3 separate regions of the Homo sapiens genome follow, and all the other regions are linked to region 3. The links are chromatin loops, found by intact Hi-C in ENCODE. Cell type or tissue: OCI-LY7. All regions are shown on one strand. Region 1 has its middle 150 kb from the start of FMR1NB. Region 2 overlaps AFF2 (ALF transcription elongation factor 2). Region 3 overlaps AFF2 (ALF transcription elongation factor 2).

Region 1 (2,500 bases), 370 kb after region 3:
TGGCGGGTCGGGGGGCGGGTTCTTTTACTGTTGTGATGAGGACAGAGTAAAGGGAGAGGGCTTTTTTCAATAAATACACTACTTATGAGAAAACTTGAATACTGAAACAAGATTGAAGAGGGAGCACATTTATCAATGGCTAGGGTTTGGGGAATAGAGGAGATTTATTCAAACATTAAACCTCTCATGTTTCCTCTGTTTTCATGGGAGATATTTGTATTTTAATACCTCTGCATTCCAGCTTCTCCTCTTACTGGATGTGAAGTTTCTACCTCGTGTTCATGACTATGCTGTCAGCTAAATGATCAATCATGCTATTGCCGATTTTGCATTGAGACTTCACGGCAGGGTGAAATCAGAGAACAAAATGGCTGTGGGGGAAGAATTTGTTTAAATACAGCTAGTTTGGGGAACTGGCAAAATGGTAAGAAAAATGATGAAAAACATATGAAGTGTAAGTGCAGCTATCTTTAAGGCAGATCCATTTCAAAGCTTTCCACAGCATGAAAGTCATTGTGTGATGCATGTCAGTGTTAGACTAGTAAAATACTGTAATTAGGATGGAACTAAATGCCAATATTTCAGTCTGTAGACTGTGGGCAGATTTGTATTTACTGCATGTCTCTAAATAATATGAATACACTGAAGGCTACTTATGAAATGAAGCTTGATTTTATATCTACAACCAGAAAAAAAAGGTTTAAGAAAGCCCAACAGCCACAAATCCCAAGTAAGAAAAATAAAGGGGGTCAGCATGAAGCCCCATGGTATCTTGATATCTTTGAACCTATTCTGTATGTGTGGAGTCCCATATGCAACACAGGAGTCAGGAAGAAAGAAGGAACTCTGTGTTATAAACACTGCAACAGTGGTTTGGAAGCAAGATATTCAAGTAGAAGGCACATATGCCTGGGTTATGATTCAGAATTGAACCTCTTCAATGTAACTTCAACAAGCAAGCAACGCCTACTTCTTTTAATATTGCTATTACATTTAAATGCAAGTTTTGAGTGACTGCTTTGTAAAGATTCAACTGATGGAAATGATCTACTATTACAAGGGCAGATCATGCTTGCTTAAAATCAATCATTTTAACTCCGCCTTTGTAATACATTCATGATACAAACATTATTTTCTTCATGCAAGTCCTGCTATTAATTCTAATCTTATAGTGCTCTCTACTGGTGATAAATGATTTGAAACCTCATTAGATATCAAAAGACCTAATTAACTTCTCATCTTAGGCTCACATTACCGTGTGAGTCCACCTTGACACCTCCAAATTCACTACACAGTGCGATCAGAAGCCAAGGTGCACGGAAAACCTCCCTCCTGTAAGGAGCCAGAAAGGCATGACCCCGCACTTCTGCTATAAATCATTGCATCAGGAGCACCCAGGAGAAAAGGCCCTCAGCTTTGGAACAGGAACATTTAGCCCTGTCGGCTGCGAGGCAGGTCAAGTAAAAAAACTGAATGAGGAATAAAGAATTGGATTGGAATCCTTTCTGGCTTTGGGTCACAATAGCCTTGTCACTCGAGTAAGTCACTTTTACCTCTTCGAGGCTTCATTCTCTCATCAGTAAAATATGAATGATAATTCCGACCCTGGCTGTTTTGCTGGGTTGTTGTAACAAATGAGATCATAGGTAAGAGAGTACTTCATAAAAATTATATTATCATCATTATTATTACAGTAAAAGAAACACTATTTTCTTTAGATCAATGAACTTTAAACCTTTTTAGTTTTTTTTTTTAATCAGTGGGACGGACTTTTAAAATCAATCTTACATGGAACCTTAATATATAGAACAGATTATATCAGAAGAGTTTTGTTGTTTAATTTCAAATATATAACTATTTAAGTTGGTACAAAAGTCAGTGTGTTTTTTGCAATTAAAAGGAATGGGGGAAGAATTTGTTTACAAAATGGTAAGAAAAATGATGGAAAATATATGAAGTATGTTCAAAGTAGTGGGATTAAAAGTAATGGCAAAAAGCGCACTTACTCTTGCACCAACCTAATATTTACATATTATCAAGTCGGTTAATGAGAAGAATGAAACTGTCTGGATATACATGAAATTTTGAAATTTGGTATAATGGTTATCAATTGCACTGACATTTGTCTCGATGTCTAATTTATTTCTGGACTTCCTTTGCTTGCCTAGTATCAGAAAAATTATGATTCATATACACAAATGTCTGTAAATGATATATTTTTAAAATTGCTTAGAAATCTCAGCATATTCTTCAACTAAAATGATACAGAACCTTGAACAGTAAGTGGTAATAATAATATCTACTGCTCATGAATATTCTCTACATACCAGGTGTTTCTCTAAGGACTTCATGTATGTTAACTCACTTTTTTTTTATTTCCGTAGGTTATTGGGAAACAGATGGTGTTTGGTTACATGTGTAAGTTCTTTAGTGGTGATTTGTGAGATGTTGGTACACCCAACACCCGAGCAGTATACACTGAACACTATGTGTAGTCTTT
Region 2 (2,500 bases), 75 kb before region 3:
GGTAAACTTCATAAGCACAGGACTACAAATTTCCAAAACCTAAAAGCACAAGCAAAATGATATAAGAAAAGACACCTCCAATTGGAATTTTCTGACTAAGTCAGTTCACAGAAAAGTTAAAGGCCAAGAGTGAAAGTAAGTGTAACACATGACCAAATAAAAATAAAGAAAGAATTTGGGGATTTGCTGAAGCATCAGTCCAGTATTTGCCTGGTAATTCCAAAAAGAATCGCAGAGGAGCTGCAACTTATCAACAGATGGATGGAAGCCTGGCCAGCGATGCAGTTGGAATCCTAATGAAAGCACAGGCACAGCCTCAGGGGTGCAAAGTAGGTGGGCCCTAATGCAAGTGAGACACAGTAATACCTTGTTGTAAAGGCATTTGGGGGAAAAAAGATGATGCCGCTGAGCATATTCACCATAGAGAAAGGATCAGTGTAAGATGAGAGAAAAATCTGGAGCTCCGAGGAAGATCCCCACTATTTATGCACATTTAACAAATGAAAGTGCAAAAGAAAATAGTTCAAACATGTGTGGGCTTCCTTCCATGAGATGGCACATTTCTGTAAGAAAGACAATTTTAAATAGGCAGAAAACTAGAAGTAGTAACAAAAAGAAATCTTTGCTTCCCTTTATTCTTTTTACTCTTCTGTTATTTGTTAATGGTATTACTAATCACTTCCTTCATCAGTCTAGGAAAGCAGAGGTTTGGGAGCCTTAGACACTGCAGTTGTTTGTGGAATAAAACTGAGCAAATAGCAGCATACACGGTTTATGAAACCAGAGGGTTTATACTCTATAAATAACTTCCAGTTATTTTTATTCTTTTCACGTACACCATTACTGAAGACTGGATGATAGCTTTTTGCTATTGCCTGGTTGACTTGTGCGCACGTGTGTGCGCGCACACACACACACACACATCCAAGGTAATGACGATATTGATTCTGAAGAGACACTTTTTGAGACAAATAAAAGAACCATATATACAACTGGTCTAATAGAGCAGGTCTAGAAACTTCGCAGTAACACTAGGCTTTTTCATGAATAGCAATTGTCTAACACACTTGAAAATCTTACAACCTAATAACATCAGAGGTTTGGGGCAGCATTAGAAAGGATGTGATACCTTAGAGATACTCAAGACAGTGAGTGGTCTATGCTATTTTATTGTAAATTAAGTTCTACATTTTCTCTTTAATAAAAAAGTAATAACCTGTGACTGAGCAGCCCTAGATAAAGTATGAAAACAGAAGCTTGCATGTGAAAACATTTCAATTAAACAGAGAATTCAAAAATAGAGCGAAGAGAACCAATTAAGCAATTCAAACACAAAAATATAAAAATAATTGTATTATGAAGCAAGGATTAGTTTTTCTCTGTCTCACACACACACACACACACACACATACACACACACACCCCAAACCACATTCATGTCGCTAAACTAGGGGAATTGGGAAAAAGACTTTCGTTTTTGGTGGGTAGCCACCTTTTCGGTTAAACGTTATATTCAAAATGTGCCTAATTCTTATAATCCAAATATGTGACACTGCTTGGGTTTCCATGACTACTGCTCAGAAAACCATATTAATTATTCAAGAAGACCATGCCGTTCTCCTTGCATGCCCTAAGGAATGCTGGGAAATGCAACATGCCATTATAAAGGAAATAGCTGTTAAACAGACTGCATGACCAAGTCTAAATAGGAAAGTTATTTCCTCGAAGTACTGACATCATCCTGATAGCATTAAGCAGTATTATTTAAACTCCTCAGAACAAAATTAAATAAGGAAATTAAAGAGTTTTGCTTCACGTTTAATATCTTCACAATCTTTGTATGACCTATAATTGTAGACTCTGCTCATTCCTCTGATAGGATCTGATTTTAAACCAAGTTGGCTGCCTTGCCTAAAACAGTGCTCATTCTATGAAACTTTCCCCCAAAGGCTGCCACTTTGTCATTGCAGAACTTGTAGGAAATCAGATAATCCAGTTATTAAGACAAACTGCAGCAAAGCATCTGGGTGCCATATCTGCCAATGCCTGAATATAACAATAATTGTAATAGGTGCTGCTGCCTATGATCTTTCCTTCATTATAAACATTACCAAAACAGAAGCAGGGAGGTCTGTCTGTGTTCAAGCAACCTGTACACTGCTACTGAATTCTTGTCATAGCTAAACTTGCAGTGTCAATCCCATAGCAGGCAACAACGGGCATGATCAGCCCAATTACTCAAAGACAGGAGAGAAGAAAGCTAGAAACAACACACCACATGCTATTTAGCTCCTTGAGGAGTCAGAAATGTTATTATTTGTATTTATTATATATATAATATTATAATATCAGATAATTATATATTCTATTCTATTTTATTATATAATTTATTATTTGCACTTACACATTATTTGCATTTATTAGCAAAAAAAGACTGATTTTAAAAGAGATGGCTATTGCAATGGGACACAAGTTGAAGTTTCTGAGTTCAAGTTCAAAG
Region 3 (2,500 bases):
TTCCTTTCTTGGCCCTCCTGGGGGCTTGGGGGCGTGGGGAGTGGAGGCCATCACTTTAAGTAGCTATTTACTCCCAAGGAATGGAAGTAAACATATAATGAACACGTAACTGGCATGCTCTGGACTTCCAAAGAGAAGTGGGAAAGGTACCAATTTCCACTCAAGACAATGTCAAGCTTTTTAGTTCATCCACTATTGTCACATTTATGTTCCTTTTCTCTGTGGAGCTATACAAAACACAAAAGCACAACCACATTACAAATGTTTATAAACAGAGATGCATCACGAAGTGTGCCACTCACGAGCAGTAAGAAGGAGAAATTTTCCTGGATCATGTACAGAGGGAAAGGACAGGCTTATTTATGCAGATGCGTTACACTAATTAATCAGTATTTCACATAATATTCACGAAGTGTCCAAGTCTATGCTTCTTAACTGATGTGTCTCAGTTAGGGATCTGGAGGAAAAAAAGGTTTTGCATTTTCCTTAAGATAAGAAAAAGAAAGCCTCCCACAGGGGTGAGGGAGCCTATCATTTTTTTTAAAGAAATCAAACATAAAAGAGTCCATTCCCTTTAAATATGCAATTGCATATGCATAAGATTAAACCGGAATTAATATAAAAAACATGTTTCTAAAAACCTAATACCTTGTATATGTTTAACATTTGAACTATACCCATGAAATTAATTATAACAATGTCTGTTAAATTAACGATGTAACCCACACCACATATTAGGCAAATTGTATGCAAATAGAGTGCTATGGTTATCAGTTGTCTGCAAAATAAATTAGTGAAGCAGAGTAAAGGCTGTGTGCAGAAGCATAATATCTAATTGAGCAATAATTTTATAGTAATTTTTACTTTCAAATAACAGCATTTTTTAATGTAACAATGTATTTCTACAGAGCTGATAAAACCGTGGTATCCAAAACGCCTTATAGATTAATACTGATACAGCATAATTTGCGCTTCAAGGATTTATCCGGAATTGCTGTAAAATAAAATGTATTTAAGTTCTGACTATCTTGGATTTGCAACTAAAGGAGGCATGATTGGCATAATGAAGCTGTTGGCTAAGCATATGACCCTTTTTTAAAGAAGGAAATTGCCTAAAATATCACATCAACAGGGGAAATCCTTGTAAAAATACACAGCATTCATAACCAACGGCCGCTAGTAGTTTAACATTGCAAAAGATTTCGCACTATTGGTAGGTACTACAGATCATTCTAAATACATTTTAAAAGGCAATAACCAAGAATGCAATTTTAAGCGGTTACCACTGCGCCCCCTCCCCATCTAATTCCTTAGACTGCGGGGGGAATCTGATACGTTTAAGTATTATGACAAATAAACTGTGATAATGTTTGTAGTAGGTGAAGTTTTTGAAAAGTTAATAGATATGTATATCAGTATTTATGCACACGCGCACGCACATCTCTAAGAGAGTTAACAACTTTCCAGGTCCCCAGTCACCTTTCTACCATCTTTCAAAATGTCTCAGCGACAAGTTTAGGGTATTTTGTGAAGAGCTGACTCAACCTTTGAATCTGAGCTGGAGGTCCCTTACAAAAAACTACGGCTGCCTCCCAGTGGGAGGCCGAAGGGGGTCCATCCGGTAATTAAATGTGCATTGACATCAGAGCTGCGGATTTGGGGGGCCAACTCCGAAAACCCTCAGTCTTGAAAGCCAAGCGCCGAAGTCGGCCTCGAACCAAGGTCCCCTGAGTGGTGGCCCCCAAAGCCGCTGCTCCACCCGGGAGTGCAGGGAACTTGGGCTGAGTCGGCAGAAGGAAAGGTGTGCGCGCCGCGCAGCGCAGGGATGGAGGTGGCGGCAGCGGGGGCGGTGGCCACCAAGGAAGCAGAGGGCTGCTGGCCGCACCTGGCCGTTGCCTTTCCCCCATGGCCCGCCGCGGGCGTTGGGCACCTGGAAAGTTGAGACATTTCGGGCGGGCGGCATCCGGGGCTCAAGGAGGCCAGACCGGCAAGCCGCTCCGAGAGAAAAGCTCCTGGGAGGTCGTGCGGTTCAGCCCTCGGGCGGCACCGAATTCGATGTGAGCCAAATGCAACTCTTTAGACTTGGAGCGCAAAGCGACGCTTTCGGGTCCGCATCCCTCCCTCTTCCCGCACCTCCCCCCACCCCGGCATCCGACCTAGGAGTCAGCGCGGCCGGGGCCAGAGGTGGCTGAGAGCAAGTGGGAGGGAGTCCGGGGCGCCCCCCACGACAGCTTCAGCTCCTCTTAACAAAGGCGAAAACCTCAGACTTCGCCAGGAGACTCGCTCATCAAAGGAGAAGGCAAAAATCAACACCTACCACTGCTGCTCCAAGTCCCAGTCTCTGAAAAAGTCGAATAGATCCATAGCGGCCAGGCGGCGGCGGCGGGCGGGCGCCTGTCCCTGATCGCAGCGGGTCGGCGCGGCTCTCGGCACAGCTCGCTGGCGGTTCTCGGCGGCCCCCGGCTCTCCAGCCCTCCCGCCCAGCTAAAAGTGTCCGGGC

Evidence for each region. Hi-C counts contacts between places; a loop is a spot of excess contacts. Peaks named below come from ENCODE experiments on the same cell type or tissue, not always from the same donor. Only the 100,000 strongest peaks of a DNase experiment are listed, where the experiment ranks them.
Region 1: a loop joins it to region 3, with 5 times the contacts of the local background. A loop is called at or near these places in 3 of 110 quality-filtered maps.
Region 2: a loop joins it to region 3, with 6 times the contacts of the local background. A loop is called at or near these places in 2 of 110 quality-filtered maps.

The regions. Positions count from the first base shown.
Region 1 is chrX:148,131,996-148,134,495 of GRCh38, reverse strand. No RefSeq gene overlaps it. Among named protein-coding and RNA genes, the nearest start is that of FMR1NB, 150 kb to the right of the region's middle. In OCI-LY7, CTCF peaks have their summits at 978 and 1,180 (motif pointing left); a DNase peak (open chromatin) is centred at 1,185.
Region 2 is chrX:148,575,703-148,578,202 of GRCh38, reverse strand. All of the region lies in intron 1 of AFF2 (ALF transcription elongation factor 2), which reads right to left. Among named protein-coding and RNA genes, the nearest start is that of AFF2, 76 kb to the right of the region's middle. In OCI-LY7, no CTCF peak of the experiment used is centred here; no DNase peak of the experiment used is centred here; H3K4me3 peaks cover 1,529 bases; H3K27ac peaks cover 2,500 bases.
Region 3 is chrX:148,500,962-148,503,461 of GRCh38, reverse strand. AFF2 (ALF transcription elongation factor 2) reads right to left here. Exons shown (of 21, transcript NM_002025.4): 1 at 2,318-2,500. The coding sequence starts at 2,364. Among named protein-coding and RNA genes, the nearest start is that of AFF2, 1.6 kb to the right of the region's middle. RefSeq lists an enhancer at 1,308-2,185. In OCI-LY7, a CTCF peak has its summit at 1,483; DNase peaks (open chromatin) are centred at 1,551, 2,091, 2,231 and 2,241; H3K4me3 peaks cover 2,500 bases; H3K27ac peaks cover 2,500 bases.